Linked DNA regions of Homo sapiens: region 1 is linked to region 2. A link is an interaction called in ENCODE POLR2A ChIA-PET data of the cell type or tissue named here. Cell type or tissue: GM12878. All regions are shown on one strand. Each heading gives the region's core, and the rest is flanking DNA. Links, peaks and the distances in the headings are about the cores only.

Evidence for each region. Peaks named below come from ENCODE experiments on the same cell type or tissue, not always from the same donor. Only the 100,000 strongest peaks of a DNase experiment are listed, where the experiment ranks them.
Region 1: POLR2A ChIA-PET joins it to region 2 with 5 read pairs; 2 of 35 experiments call an interaction of 5 or more read pairs at or near these places.

Annotation. Positions count from the first base shown.
Region 1 is chr15:95,421,838-95,430,306 of GRCh38, forward strand. No RefSeq gene overlaps it. Among named protein-coding and RNA genes, the nearest start is that of LINC00924, 7.0 kb to the right of the region's middle. In GM12878, for the core only: no CTCF peak of the experiment used is centred there; no DNase peak of the experiment used is centred there.
Region 2 is chr15:95,616,261-95,624,729 of GRCh38, forward strand. No RefSeq gene overlaps it. Among named protein-coding and RNA genes, the nearest start is that of LINC00924, 190 kb to the left of the region's middle. In GM12878, for the core only: no CTCF peak of the experiment used is centred there; a DNase peak (open chromatin) is centred at 4,921.

The DNA.
Region 1 (8,469 bases), core at 217-8,216, 190 kb before region 2:
AATGCTTTTAACAGCACCCAAGTCTGCTCTTGAATGCTTTGCTGCTTAGAAATGTCTTCCATCAGATACCCTAAATCATCTCTCTCTAGTTCAGAGTTCCACAAGTCTCTAGGGCAGAGGCAAAATGCCACCAGTCTCTTTGCTAAAATGTAACAAGAGTCACCTTTCCTCCAGTTTCCAACAAGTTCCTCATCTCATCTGAGACCACCTCAGCCTGGACCTTATTGTTCATATCACTATCAGCATTTCTGTCAAAATGTTTTGTCAAAACCCATGGAATGTCAAAGCCATTCAACAAATCTCTAGGAAGTTCCAAACTTTCCCACATTTTCCTCTCTTCTTCTGAGCCCTGCAAACTGTTCCAACCTCTGCTTTTTACCCAGTTCCAAAGTCGCTTTCACATTTTCGGATATCTTTTCAGTAACGTCCCACTCTACTGGTACCAATTTACTGTATTAGTTACTTCTCATGCTGCTGATAAAAACTTACCTGAGACTGGGCAATTTACAAAAGAAAACGGTTTAATTGGACTTACAGTTCTGTGTGGCTGGGGAAGCCTCAAAATCGTGTCAGAAGGCAAGGAAGAGCAAGTCACATCTTACATGGATGGCAGCAGGCAAAGAGAGAGCTTGTGCAGGGGAATTCCTCTTTTTCAAACCATCAGATCTCATGAGACTTACTCACAATCATGAGAACAGCAAGGGAAAGACTTGCCCCCATGATTCAATTACCTCCCACCTGGTCCCTCCCACAGCAGGTGGGAATTCAAGATGAGACTTGGGTGGGGACACAGCCAAACCATATTGGTACTATTTAGTGATTTCATGAGTTGTTACAATAACTAGAAAATGTTTTCTAATTTAAAGTACATTTTGATGATGTAAAAATGAAAGGAAATGAAAGTTAAAAACATCTGGTCAACACACCTATTAGAAGGACCAAAATCTAAAACACTGATAACACCAAACGCTAGTGAGGATGTAGAGCAACAAAAACCTGCCTTTATTTCTGGTGGAAATGCAAAATTGTACAGCTCCTTTGGAAGACACTTTTACGGTTTCCTACAAAACTAAACATACTGTTACCATATGATTCAGCAATTGTAATCCTTCATATTTACTCAAATGAATGGAAAACTTATGTCAAAGAAAAAAACTTGCACAGAGATGTTTATAACAGCTTTATTCATAATTACCAGAACTTGAAAATGTCCTTCAAGAGGTGGATGGATAAATAAATCTTGGCACATCTAAACAATGGAATACTATTCAGTGCTAAAAGAAATGAACTATCAAGGGATGGAAAGACATGGAGGAAGCTTAAGTGCATATTACTAAGTGAAAAAAGTCAATGTGAAAGGGGTACAGACTGTACAATTCCAAGTTCACGACATTGTGGAAAAGGCGAAACTATGGAGACAGTAGAAGGATCAGTGGTTGCTAGAGGCTGGGAGGAGGGCTAGATGAATAAGCCTAGCACAGTGGATTTTTAGAGTGATAAAATTAGTCAGTATGATACTAAAGTGGTGGATGCATGTCATTGTACATTTGTCAAAACCCATAGAATGTACCTAACCAAGAGTGAGCCCTAATTTCAACTGTGGACTTTGGGTAATAGTGATGTGTTAATGTAGGTTCATGAATTGAAACAAATATACCACCAGTGTTAGGGTTCTCTAGAGGGACAGAACTAATAGGATAGATAGATAGATATAGATATATACATATATACACACACATACTAAATAACCTCCCATATATACACATATACATACATATATGTGTGTGTATATACACATACATATATAATAAACTCCCATATATGTATGTGTGTATATATGTGTATAGAGTATCCTTATGTACGTATTTATGTATAGAGTATCCTTTTCTACTTTAAACTCCCATATACATATATATGTGTGTGTGTGTGTGTGTGTGTGTGTGTGTGGGAGTTTATTAAGTAGTGTTAACTCACACGAGCATAAGATCCCACAATAGGCCATCTGAAAGTTGAGGAGCAAGGAAGCCAGTCTGAGTCCCAAAGCTGAAGAACTTTGAGTCTGATGTTCGAGGGCAGGAAGCACCCAGCACAGGAGAAAGATGTAGGCTGGGAGGCTAAACCAGTCTAGTCTTTTAACATTCTTCTGCCTCCTTTTTATTCAGGCTGAGCTGGCAGCTGATTAGATTGTACCCACACAGATGAAGAGTGGGTCTGCCTTTCTCAGCCCATTGACTCAAATGTTAATCTCCTTTGGCAACACTCTTACAGACACACCTAGGATCAATAATTTGCATCTTTTAATCCAATCAAATTGACACTCAGTATTAACCATCACACCTGCAAAATGCAGGATGGAGGTAGCAGGGGAGGTTGTATGTATGGAAGGGCAAGTGGGAGGTGAAAAAGAGAAGAAAGATCTGGAAAAAAAACAAAAAGTAACTTTGCCTCTAATTAAAAAAAAAACCAACTTGAGGAATGATTTACATGCAATAAAATGTACATTCTTTAAATGTAGACTTACATAATTTTTAACAAGTGTTTCTATCTGTGTATCCACCACTCCAGTCACGACACAGAATATATTCATCCCCACAGAAGTTCCCTGGGACCCATCCTAGTCAATTTCCTCCACCACTCAGAGATAATCAGTAGATATTTGTCACCATAGCTTAATTTTACTTCTTGAGTTTCTAATGAACATATCATACTCTATATATTCCTTTGTTTAGTATCCTTCACTGAGCATAATGCATATGATTTTTATATGTTCCTATAATAGTAATTCATTATTTTTTATTGTGGATAGTATGTCATTTTATGAATAACTACAATTTATCAATTCTCTTTTTGATGGGCATTAATTAGGTCTCCCACCTCCCAAGTTTGGCTACTCTAAAAAAAGCTACTATGAACATCCATATATATATGATTTTGTTTTCTTAAGTTATCTAGGAAAATTTGTTCACGAAGTGTATATATGTTTAATTCACTTTGTTAAACAGTTTTCAAGGTTTCCAAATGTACCATTTTACACCCCTACCAGCAATGTATGAGAGCTCCAGTTGTTCCTCATCTTCACCAACTCTTGATGTTGTCAAGCTTTTTAATTTTAGCCATTCTGGTGAAGTGATATCTCATTATGATTTTAATTTCCGTTTCCCTGATGGTTAATGAGTTTGAGATATTTTTACATAAATATTAGCTACATATATGCTTTCATCTGTGAAGTGTGAAGTGAATATATTCTCGCTGTTTCTAGCTTGCCCTTTAATTTAGTTTTTTTTAAGATTTTTTTTGAAGCACACACATTTTTGGTTTTAATGAAGTCTAATTAATGAACTCCAATTTATATATACATTTTAGTTGTTAATAATGTTGTTTCTTATCTAAGAAATGCTTGCCTACATCAAGGTCACAAACATCCTTTCCTATTTTGTTTTCTAGACGTTTTAAAGTTGTAACATTTCTATTTAGGCCCGTTATCCATCCTAAATTATAATAATTTTTATGTTTCATGTGAGGTTTTGAACAAGATTTATTTATTTTTCAGTGTATGTGCAATTGCTCTAGCACATTTTGTTGTATAGAGTATCCTTTTCTACTTTAAATGATCTTCGCAAGTTGGTAGTAAATTAGCTGATTGTATAAATGTGGATCTATATTCTCTGTTCTGGATTGTCTAATCTGTTCCATTGACCTACATGTTTTTTTTTTTTTGTTTTTTTTTTTTTTTTTTTTGCTGAGACAGGATCTCACTCTGTTGCCCAGGCTGGAGTGCAATGTCATGATCAGGACTCACTGCAACCTCAACCATATTGGCTCAGATGATCCTCCCTCCTCAACCTGCCAAGTACAGGCACATGCCACCACTCCTGGCTAAGTTTTGTATTTTTTATAGAGATGAGGGTTTGTCATGTTGCCCAGGCTGGTCTCAAATTCTCGGGCTCAATTGATCCACCAGCCTTGGCCTCCCAGAGTACTGGGATTACAGATGTGGGTCACAATGCCGGGTTGTTTTAATTTTTGTTATATCAGTATACTAAGTCTTGAGATTAAGTTATAAAATTGGACAAAATTTTCTTCATTTTTAAAATATTTTGGCTTTGCATTTTAATAGAAATTTTAGAATTAGCTTGATAACAGTTATTTTTGAATTCTGTGGGACATTAATTCACATTGCATTGCATGTATACTTTAAGTTGGAAGAAATCTGTCATGTTAAAAATATTGCATCATCCTATCTGTTGACATGAGATATGTCTCTATCTTTATTTAGTTATATCAGTAGATTTATCATTAAGTTTATTTACATCTTTTTTAATTCTCTGCAATATTTTATAGTTTTCACTTATACAGATATTGTGCATCTTTTGTCAAATTTACTCCTAAATATTTTGGTTTCTTTTGAAACTATTATACGTAGCAGCATCTTAACATTTTACTTCCCAATTATTTGTTACTGTTATATAGAAAAATAATTAATTTTTATATACTGACCTTGTATATTATAATTTTATATACTGACCTTGTATATTCTTTCTCTAATTAATTATACATATTGTTTGTTGGGGGAGAGGATAGTTTCCTTAGGATTCCTTATGGAAAACGCTTGTTTTTTGTGAATAATGATAGCTTTACTTTTTAAAAAAATCTATATGCCATTTATTTTTTTGTTACAGGTGAATTTTTAGAAAAAATAAAATAAAAGTGATGAAATAAAAATTTTCTTATCTTGTTTCTGATCTTAGATGGAAACACTAAACACTAAGTGAAATTTTTTTGTAGCTATCTTGATTATTTTGTAGTATCTTGATTGAGAATACTCCTATTTTTCTGAGAGTTTTTATCATAAATGGGCAAAAATTTGGTTTTTGTCAAATAATGTTTTCTGTCTCTCTTATGATAATCATGTTGTTTTCACTTTTATTTCATTAATGTGGTGAATTTAATTTATGAATGTTGAACCAACCTTGCATTCCTGGGACAAATCATGTGTGGACATAATATATTATCATTTTTATATATTGGTTTATTTTATTTCCTAATATTCTGGAGTTAGGGTTATGTTAAACTCACATATCAAATTAGTGTGTTTTTTTTCTTTCCTATTGTATGAAAGATATTATGTGATATTGGTATTTACTCTCTTTTAAATATTTCAAAGTGCTCACCATTAAAGTCATATGGGCCTGCTGAGAGGATTTTTGTTTAGTTGGTTGGTTGGTTGGTTTTCAGGATAGGAGGAACGAGATATATATATATATATATATATATATATATATATATAGAGAGAGAGAGAGAGAGAGAGAGAGAGAGATTTTAATTTTATATTTAACATTTTAATGTAGAGAGGTGTTATTATATTAACTGAATATTTGTATCCTCCCCAAAGTTTACACATTGAAGCCCTAATCCCTAGGGTGACTATCTTTAGAGATGGCACCCCCTAAGTTAAATGAGGTCAGAAAGGTGGGCCCTGACCCCATAGGATTATAAGAAGAGAAACTAGAGAGCTCTTTAACCTCCCATCTATCCCCCATATACACACACACATGCTGGAGAAAAGTCCATGTGAGGACACAGCAAGAAACTAGTCATCTAAGAACGAAGAAGAGAGCCCTCACCATAAACAAAATTGGTACCTCAAAATATTAAAAATGGAATGACCATATAATCCAGCAATTCTACTTCTGGGTGTATATCTAATGGAAATAAAACTACTACTTCAAAGAGGTATCCACATTCCTATAGTCGCATTATTTACAATAGGTAAGATATGGAAACAACGTAAGTGCCCATGAACAGATGAATAGATAAGAATACATAATAAGTATACACAATTAGCTCATGGTATCCTCAGGTTCTGCATCTACAAATTCAATCAACAACAGATCAAAATAATAAAATAATATGGCAATAAAAATAATACAAATAAAAATGCAGTAGGACTATTATTTGCATAGCATTTACATTGTATTAGGTATTATGAGTAATGTAAAGATGATATAGTATATATGAGAATGTGCATAGGTTTATATCCAAATACCTACATCATTTTATGTAAAGGACTTGTGCATTTGTGGATTTTGGTATCTTCAGGGAGTTCTAGAACCAATCTTCTGCTGATACCAAGGAATAACTTGGTATCAGCAGACAAACACAAACACATGCCACATAAATAATATGATACACACACACACACACACACACACACACACACACACAGTAAAATATTATTCAGCCTTAAAAAGGAAAAAAAATCTTCCATTATGACAACTCAGATGAATCTGGAGAACGTTATGCTAAGTGATATACGCCAGACACAGAAAACAAATACTGCATGACCTTTTTTATGTGAGGAATCTAAAAAAAGTTAAATTTATAATAACAGAGAGTAGAAAGGTGGTTGGAGCTGGGGAATAGGGAAAAGCGAGATGTTAGTAAAAGGGTACAAACATTAGTATAAAGATAAATAAGTTCTGGGAAACTAATGTACAGCATGTGACTATCCATAATAGATAATCATAACGTATTGTGTAGTTAAAATTTGTTAAGAGGCCAGATGCAGTGGCTTACGCCTGTAATCCCAGCACTTTGGGAAGCCAAGGCAGCCAGATCACCTGATGTCAGGAGTTCGAGATCAGCCTGGCCAACATGCTCTGTCACCCAGGCTGGAGTGTAGTGGCACAATCTTGGCTCACTGCAATCTCTGCCTCCCGGGTTCAAATGATTCTCCTGCCTCAGCCTCCTGAGTAGCTGAGATTACAGGCACCCACCAACACACCTGGCTAATTTTTATGTTTTTAGTAGAGACAGGGTTTCACCGTGTTGGCCAAGTTGGTCTCAAACTCCTGACATCAAGTGATCTGTCTGCCTTGGCCTCCCAAAAATGCTTGGATTACAGGCTCCATGGTATATTTTTTCCCATTAAAATTTTTTTTCAATCTACATGTTGTTTTATATTGAAAGTGCGTCTCTCTTACAAAGGATATATCTCTGAGTCTTTAAAAAACATTCATTCTGAAAATCCTCAAATTTTTACATGGAATCTGTTTCACCCATTTACATTTAATTTACTTACCTATACATATGTAAGTATAATATTTTGCTACTGGTTTCTTCTTTGTTCTATTTTTCTGTTGTGTTTTCTTTTTTCCTCTTGTTTCCTTTTGAGGTCGATAGAGTAATTTTCAATATTCCATTCTATCTCATCTACTGCCTTTTTAACTATATCTCTTTGCATTATTACTTTGGTGGTTGCTCTAGAGATTACAGTGTAGTGTACATTTCAATTTATCACAGTCTTTCTTGACTTAGCTTAATACTATTCTGTATCCAATGAAATAACCTTATAATAGTATAATTTCATTTACATTTTCTCCCACCTTTTGTGCTATTTTATTACACCATTTACTTATGCATATTATAAGCCCCATAATACTTTATGATTTTTTTCTTTAACCAATCTTTTGAATAACTTTTGACTTTTAAAAGTTTAAGAAAACAAAGAAAGCAGTCTATGTTTACCATTTCCTTGAGGCCCAGAGGCCTATGAAACCACAGACAGTGAAGCTGTGTGATGGTGTGATCCCAGTGAGATATCAGGACACAGAGATTCTGACAACCCTGGGACTGTGAGGCTGTGAAATCTTCCTCCCTCTACTCCCAGCCTCTGCGTAATCATCTAAATTCCCCTTTAAGTGGCTTCGCTGAGAGGATTCTCTTTGCCTTTGGGGCTCCCGCAGATCCACTGCCAAGGCATCCCATGAATTCATCAGAATGTCTGGCTTGTTTCTTCTAGTCTAAGCACAGACTGTTCTTTTCTGACAGCTTTGCTCATCAGCCCACCTGTCCCCAACTTTTCGCAACTGACCACTGGCTTTGAATGTGTCCTGTATTTTTTACTTACTTAGAAAAGGCTTGTCTTTCTGAAGTATAGTTCTTTTGAATTTCTTTGTGTCCACAGATTCTGATGGCATTAAAGAAAAGTAAGATTTTTGTGTTGTTGTTCAACTGGTGAGATATTTCATTGGAAATTAAAGTGTTCATTTCCTTCTATATCCCAAGAGAAAGGCTCTAGTATTCTCCTTCCTTCCTTCCTTCCTTCCTTCCTTCCCTCCTTCCTCCCTTCCTTCCTTCCTTCCATCCTTGCTTCTTTCCTTGGTCCTTCCTTCCTTTCTTTATTTTCCTTCTTTCCTTCCTTCCTTCCTTCTTTCCTTGGTCCTTCCTTTCCTTCCTTCCTTCCTTCCTTCCTTTCCTTCCTTTCTTCCTTCCTATATATTTATTTCCCACACCCCATCTTTCCATAGTCCAAAGTCTACCAATCCTCTAAAGACAACTTTAAGATTCTTCCCTCTGTCAGATTGTTTCTCACAAATACACGCACATGCCCAGCTCAGATGACCTTCTTCCTCTTCTGACATGGTCTCATTCACTCCTGTGGCATTTCAAAGACTGTGTGGTTAGTTG
Region 2 (8,469 bases), core at 355-8,354:
ATTTCCTCGGGACAAGTCTTCAGGTTATGTTTTTTTGTTTGGTTTTGTTTTTTTTTTATATATCCATCTTCTTTCAGACACCTGGGTAAAAATCCCAGCCTGCAGCCACTTGCTTTTTCCGCACCACAGAAGAATTCCCATGGACACAACAAATGACACCAATTGAAAGGCGGGCCTGCTCTAGTAGAAACTGACCTTACCTGCCTTCCTTCCCTTCCCACCCTTGAGGCTTCAGCCCAGCTGGCCAAGTTCCAGGGGAAGTTTCCCAATGACTTCTTAACAGTATGGGTCTCACTATAGGAAACACTGGAAGACAGTTTCTCTCTAGAGGTGACTGAGGTGAAGAACTTAAAGTCTTCATACTTACCATCTATTATTACAAGATGGAAGGAGAAAGAGGAGGAAGCAGTCACTTGTTGAACACTCACTTGTACTACACTGAGCTAGGCACTTAGACAGAGTCCTCATTTAATCCCCTATTACCCTGTGGGGAGAATGTTAAATTTACAGATGTTAAAACTGAGGCTCACAGAGACAGCCAGTGAAAGATCTTGAATTTGAATTTTATGTTTTTCTAAATCCAAAGCTTGTATTTTTTTGTTTTTTTGTGTGTGTTTTCTTTCTTTCTTTTTTCTTTTCTTTTTTTTTGCTTCAGATTGCTTCTTATTGTTTTTAATTATTTTTTAAATAGCCCTACCTATACCTCATCACTGGGGAGTCTTACCAGTACAGTTGAAGGTTAATTATGTGAAAAATCTGCTGTGTTATGACAAAATGCCCTAATGCCAGAAGAGAGGTTGGCATTCAACATGCTAGTGAAAGATCAACCCAGCTGGCAAAGATGTATATAAATTGCTCCATAATTGACCTTCTCCGTGGCTTGCTCTTGTATGATCTAAATGTGATAAACTGTATAAAGGGCTAAGCTCAGTGCTTGGCAACCAGAAGACACTTCCTTGTAGTTAGGGTCCCAGATGTAGCAAATGAAAATTCAGTACAGCCAGTGAAATTCTGATTTCAGATTAAAAAGTGAATAATATTTTATCATAAGTATGTTCCATGCAACCTCTGGGATAGGCTTATATTAAAATCTCATTTAATGTTTTAAATCTGAGATTCAATTTGAATGAGGCATCCTCCAGTTTACTGTCAAGGCATTCTATAGTTTACAATACTGGTAGCGAGAAGAGTATTAAAGCCCAGTGTGGTAATCATACTCTCTCTGGAGAAAGATAATTTCCTTAAGTAATGGGGATAATAGTGCCTACTTCACAGGTAAACGGAAAGATTATAGGTGAACCTATACATAAAACACTTAATATATAGTTGGGATTTAGCACAGAAAACTAAATTGTTTATTTACCCTTTGTTCAGGGAGTTTAAAGCTCTGAGGTCCTCTGAAGCTGCACCTAATTTGGGATTCCTAGGGGAGAAAAAGGAGAGCTGGCTGCCCCCCAGGGTCATCTCTGGTATACTCTGTAAATCTCAGAATCTCTGTAGCAGTTCAAGACCACAACTTTTAATAACGGAAGCCTGGTAAAATATGTGTCAGATGCTGTTCTAAACGAATTACCCGTATCCAATTATTTAGTCCTCTCAACAACCCTATATGTTTACCATCTTTAGTTTTACAAATTGGGCTTGAGGCACAGAGTGGTAAAGTAACTGGCTTAGGGAATCCCTGACCGCACAGAACCAAGGCAGCCTGGTTCCAGAGTACAGGCCCTTACGCCTATACTAAGACCCAGGACACTGACCGATGAGCATGAATTCGGACTTTGTCATGCTTGATTGCCTGGGGTTCTGTGGTGGTCTGGCATCTGCTGCTTCCCACAGCATCTGAAGACAAGAGTTGAAAAAAGGTGAGTGGAGTGTGTGCAATTGTGGAATTGCCCATGGATGACATATTAAATCTCCTCTTGTAGAGACTTATCTTAAGGGATTAGCTGGGGATCTATTTTCTGTGTGCTGAAGAGAATACTGGTTGTGTGCCTGGGAAACCTGTTCTTGGACATGGGACACCATGTGTGGTGGTAGAGTCAGCACCACCACTGGTGATTTGCTACATCTCATGCTGAAACATGTGTGTTTCAGTTGGTTCTTCCTGCTGCTGAGAACATCCTGACATAGCGAGGGCCACAGCATTGCCAAGTGGGCATTTGCTCAATGAGACATAGCCATTCAGAGGCTACTCTGCAAGAGAGCAGTCGCAATCCACTGTGCCAATGATCGGCTGATTAGCTAAGCATTAGGGGTCTGAAGGGCCTACCTGAATCCAGATGGATTTCAATTAGGCCCCTTTTTAAATACTGTTAAAAAAATGTTTACTTAAAAGCACCATTAAACTACAAATGCTGCAAGAAAATCAAATCAACTCTTGAAACAACCACAATACCTAGAGGATAGCTGATGGATCACTGAGGCACTGTGCTAGGCGCTAGGGGAAACATCCTATACACATTTCTCAGGTAACCTTCCAGTTACACTTCAGGGTGGAAGGGTGACGTTAAGTGCTTTCCTTGCCATGGGACCGAAGGTAAATCAGGAAGGAATGGGAACTGATGAGTGCCAAAGTGACTTCATCATGAGCCTCCAATAGAATTTACACTTCCTGATGGAAAGATTCCAAGATTTTTAGTTGGAAAAGCTGCATTTAGAAAACAAATATGCGTAAGCTACCACATAGATGTATCTTGAGCACACTGTCATTTAACAATCACGGAAAGTCCATCGGGGAATGTTTAGAGAACACACAGCTTTCATTCTCCCCAAATTCTATATTATATCTATCCTTTGGTCAAGCCAAATAAGGTGACCATTGGTAATTAAATTACACCATCTTTCTCTCTTCCCTAAGATAATTTCTCTCAACCATCAGTGCACACTGGGAATCTCGGAGAAAGTAGCCCAGCATTGCTCTTGCTCATCCGTCAAAAGGTTGCCTTGAATATTGTTCACTCAGGTGTACAGCTTTCCCCTATGAGACTCCCAGGGAGAAACACCTGTCTGAAATTAGTACCAATAATAGTTGAAAATCGCCAAAGCTACTGGTGATTACTTATTTCATGGATGCTATAAACTATGTATCTGAAAATATTTCTCTTCACTTTGGCTTCTAGGAAGCTGAAAGCTAACTCTTAAATCTGCCCAGAGGATCAGTAAATACATTGTGGCCAATCTTATTGGTATCACTTTTTCACTATACTTTTTTTTCAAGTTAATTTTAATTCATTCACTTATATTATTTTAAGTATACCTTAAGGCAGACTCAATACTGTTCCAAAGACAACAAAAAAGGTAGGAAGGGAAAAGGAGAATAGGCGATAGTAACTTCAGAACGGTGATGTGCGTGAGAGTATGGTGTCAGTTGTAGACTGTTGTGCAAAAATAATATATTTACACTATTAGTAGTAGAAGTCATATCTAATAATGGTGTTAATACTATTATCAGCATTAGTATCCCTATTTTGGTAAGACAGTGATGAGTGGCAGGAAAGAGAAGAAGAGAACTGGCATTAAACCAAACTTGGTGCTAGCTGCTGAAGGCAGGCAATGGCATCCATTCCTCAAGAACGACCCATGAGAGGAGGGTGTTCACATGCTCACTGTATAACTGAGGAAACGGAGGCTGGTGGAGCAAGCTGGTGGAGGACCAGCATTAGTGGTGCTCAGGACGCACTGCTAATGCTGAGGCTGGTGTTGCTGTCCAGGTCTATCTGCTTCCGTCTTTGCGTTCTTTATAGCACCCTGTGGACAATGAGGCCAACATTCAGCCCTGTTTGTTTGCATACCTCATTTGTCTCAGAAAATATTTAAGAGGGTAGCACCTGTTACTTATTTTACGCTTAAAGCTTCGGAAAAGATTCCCTTCCTTGCAGAAGTCTTTCCTGGTTCAGTCACTTCCCTTCCATGTTCTCCCACTGTCACCACACACATCACGGTGTGTTCTTACCTTGAGTGCCCACTGGCTGGGAGCCTCCCAAGGACAGGATGGCAGTCCTGTCCAGCACTGTATTTGTGGGACCCTAGCAGACTACCTGGCTGATGGCTAGTGCTACTCAATAAATGTTAAATAAATGAGTGAGTGGCGACTGGAAAGTCTGAGGCTGCCAAGGGGTGTGTGTCTCACAATTTCTTCTTTGTGTCATCTCTTCCATTGCAGATGAAGAGCCATCTTCTTTCTTTTTATGGCTAGACCACCCACCTTCCCATTGACCGACTGTTATGTTGTCTGCCTCTTTAAATATCTTGTTACTTTCCCACCAACATTTTCAACCTCTCACCCCTTTACACTAGGTCCTCTACCAGTGACGAAGTATTCCTGAGTATCTTGTGTCCAGTTGTCCCTCACCCTAGCTGATCATCCAAACTACCTGGAGACATGTTGAAATCTGAGCCTCACCTTGGATTACTAAATTGGGATTTCCAGGATTAGGCCTAGGTATTAGTCTTTTTTTAAAAAAAAAAAAAAAAAAAAAAGCAAAACAAACCCCACCAACAATCCTTTACTCCCATAAATAAACCTCCTTTGTGGATGTAGAATCAGTGCTCGACAGCAATAGCTCACTCCAGATAACACTACTCATGTTCTGTTTTGAATAATTTTCTCTTGCTATTATTTCCTTCCAGATTGAAGCTTGAAGACAGTTTTTCTTTTTCACATAAACAGTGAGTTTATCATCTGGTCCCATCTCATTCTTCTGAATGTGCATAGACAAAGGTGTCTAAAAAGGTAGAATGCTGAATACTTTCTCAACTGGCAAGCTGAGAGAAAGGGAAACAGGCAGAAAGGGAGACAGGACAAAGCGGAAGGGCTCATGCTACACAGATGAGCACATTTATGCCCCATATTTCCCAACCTCTTCAGGGAAGGTTGAAGTATGAGATTCTTGCCAATAGTGAGTAAAAATAACAGTTTCACTTTCAGTTGGAGGTTTATAAGCAAGGGTGTGAGTTCTCCATACCCATCCTTCTCCCACCACAGAGGCCTTGAAAGATGTGTGTCCCAGAAGCTATATAACCAGGTATAAGCCACATGAGTCCCTCAATCCTCCTGGAGAAGTGTTCCACCCTGGAGAGCTGCTTCTCTTCCAGAGGACTTTGAACAAGAAAGAAACTATCTTTCATGTGATAGGCCACTGAGAGCTGGAAGTTTATTACCACAGTACAGCCTTTCCTATTCTGATTAATACAGAAATTGGAAACAGAAGTGAGAATTACTCACAACAAAAACTAAGAATAATTGCCATTGGCTGAGCAGTGGGGCAAGAAGGTGAGAAAATGAATATCATATTTGGGAAATATTAAAATATGGAGCTGCTTGTCATGCAATGCTCAATGTATTATACATTTCAAAACTGCTTAAAGAGTGGATTTTAAGTGTTCTCAACACAAAAGATAAGTGAAGTGATTGATATGTTAATTTGCTTGATTTAATAATTTCTAAATGTACGCATATATCAAAATATCACATCATACCTTAAAATGTATACAATTATTGTCAGTTAAAAATAAAATAATACAAAAGAAGTAACTTTAAACATTTCAAAACATATGTATAGAAAGCCTGTTACCCATGTTCATTTGGGAGACGGATGCTACCTATTGAAATAGGAGAAGACTTTGGAAAACAATATTTAGCTGCTCTTAATTGAATTTGGCAAGATATTATAAGAATGAGATGAGCTCAAGAGAAAAACAATGCCAGTTTGAAGGCAGCAATGCAAAGGAATAGGGTGATTTCAGATATTCCAGGCCCTATAAGGTTGGAGAATATGAGGACTTGTGGAGATGAGGTTAACAACACTTGGAGGGACAAGTGCTAGGTGAACATTTCATTTGATAAAAAAACTTCCAGGGCAAAGATCAAATTAGGTGTATGGAACCCTCTTCGTTGATTAAAGTACCTGATGGCAAAAGTCATACTATAGTTATGTCCTCCTCTGTGAAATCAAAAGGCCACCAAGTAGCCACCATAGAGTAGAAAGAGGAAGGCCTAGGAGAGAGGCACATGAACAGGAAAAGAAATAAAACTGTGAAGATGCTTTGGAGAAAACCTTGGGTAAGATTTGGGCACAAAAAACAGTGGAGGCAGGCTGGGCATGGTGGCTCATGCCTGTAATCCCAGCACTTTGGTAGGCCAAAACAGGTGGATCACCTGAGGTCAGGAGTTCAAAACTAGCCTGGCCAACATGGTGAAACTCCATCTCTACTAAAAATACAAAATTAGCTGGGCATGGTGGTACATGCCTGTAATCTCAGCTACTTGGGAGGCGGAGGCAGAAGAATCACTTGAACCTGGGAGGCAGAGATTGCAGTGAGCTGAGATCGTGCCATTGCACTCCAGCCTGGGTGACAAGAGCGAAACTCTGTCTAAGAAAAGAAAAAAGAAAGCAGTGAAGGCACCATTGGGTACCTTGGCAGGCCAGGAACTCAGCAATGAGAGACATGGTAGAATAAAACACATGGTAGATCCCTTGAGATCCACCCAGACAGGGACATAGAATACTAAGAATTACTATAGTATATTAAGGGCTTACTAAGTCCCAGGACCTGGACTAACTGTATGTATTTATCCTCATTTTATCCCTGTGAGATAAGCATAATTATTCTCATTTTAGAGGTGGACAAAATGAAGGCTTAGAGGAGTTAATTTCCTGAAGACCTGTTAACTATGAAGCAGCAGACCTAAGATTCCAATCTTATTGAAGAGAAACAGCACCAGTCATGTATTAAAGGAGGCAAGACAGATTTTATCCAGACTACTGCAACAGGAGACAGAAACTCCAGTATAAGCTGAGTTCAATGTCAACTAAGATAAAGATGACTAAGGTTATTAAAGGGAAAACAAAAAGAAAACAAAAAAAGGTTATGAGGAAATTTTAAAAAGAGGAAAAAAAAGAGACTGGGAGCCAGGTGTGGGGGGGAATGGAAAATGATAGAAGATGTGCTTTGCATGGTTTGGCAGCATATATTTCCATGAGCAAAGACTCAGCATGGGGTTGGGAATCCCTGTTATGGACATAGCCTAGTGCAGGTGGAAGCCAAGTTAAATTTGGTCCAGTCTCTCAGAACAGTGTTAGGGCAAGACCTTTGTGCCATGTGGGAGTGCACAGTTTACACTCTCGCCTGGATGACTTCAAAAACCATGCTTTTAACCTTAATTACATACCATCTGTGGACAAATGGATAGTTGCCAAACAATTTGAAAAATGATGCAGTGCTACAGTAAGGTAATACTGGATTGCCGGAGAGCATCGGAGGGTGAGGCATGGAAGTAGAATCTAAAAAAATGCATAGTTGGTGTCAAATGGTTTAATATGTGGCTCGAGATGAGTTTGGCATGATAAGCAGAAATTAGAGCTCAAAGGTACTTGAAAGTCAGGCCACAACATTTGAGTTTTCTCCTCAAGATCATGGAAACTGCTGTTCTCTAAAATGAATGAAGATTAATTAATTACATCAGCCAAAATTAGGTACCATGTTGATCTAAAATTGCCATCCCAAAGTAGAAGTTGCCACTGACCAGAGGCCATAAAGAACTCAAGCCACTGTAGGAATCTTAGATAACTGTAGAGGTTAATGGAAAAGGCAGAATTCTGTTCAGAGTGATTTCAGCACACCCCAAACGATTGGCCCGTGAATCTCACGTATACATTTTAGGCTGGAAAGTGATTTTCTTTTTAGACCCATTCGTCACACCAATTAATCAAGTCAAAGAATATGATATTGATCATTATTGGTCCCTTTGTCTCAAATCCAGAGGTTGGCTCTCATTTTATTCCTCAGGCCACCCATCAAGCCAGAGAGGAAGCAGGAATCATAACGCTCAGGATCTCCTGATGCTAACCTCTATCCTGAGACCACCAGGCTAGGCTGCCTCACCCTGAAAGAGCTATTTTATCCAGAGAAGGCCAAGCCTCAAAAAATTCTATGCTGGTCTGTTTTCTATGGAAGTTCCCAACATTGTGGATGCTTATCTGAATGCTATCTGAACTATTCACATCTCCAGGGAGAGCATAATTGGACTGGAAATTTCCTAAAAACAAACTTTCTTGTAAACGTTTCAGGCTGTCCTGGGTTGGGTCAGGCCAGAAATATCCCTTCTCTAGCCCTATGGCCTGAATTCTGCATCCTCTGAAGATGAGGACAGTTGAGACAGAAGAAGTAAGGCCCTGGTGAAAAATGACAGGGTGGCCTCAAGTCCCCCAACACTCCCACAACATTTTGATAGTGAGTCCTATCAAGATCTGGAAGTTTTCTCATCATCTGAAACAGAAGTCCCAGGTCCTTTGGGCACATCTCCAGGTGGCCTCATTAATGGTAAATTAAATAAAAGCATTTTCTTACTTTTCCCCACAGAAAGTAATGATATTTTAATAATGCTATGCCATTACTTTCTTGGGATAACAACAGCGAGGAGAATAGCGAGGAACATCAGGCCTGGAAAATTGCCCAGAATATAGCATT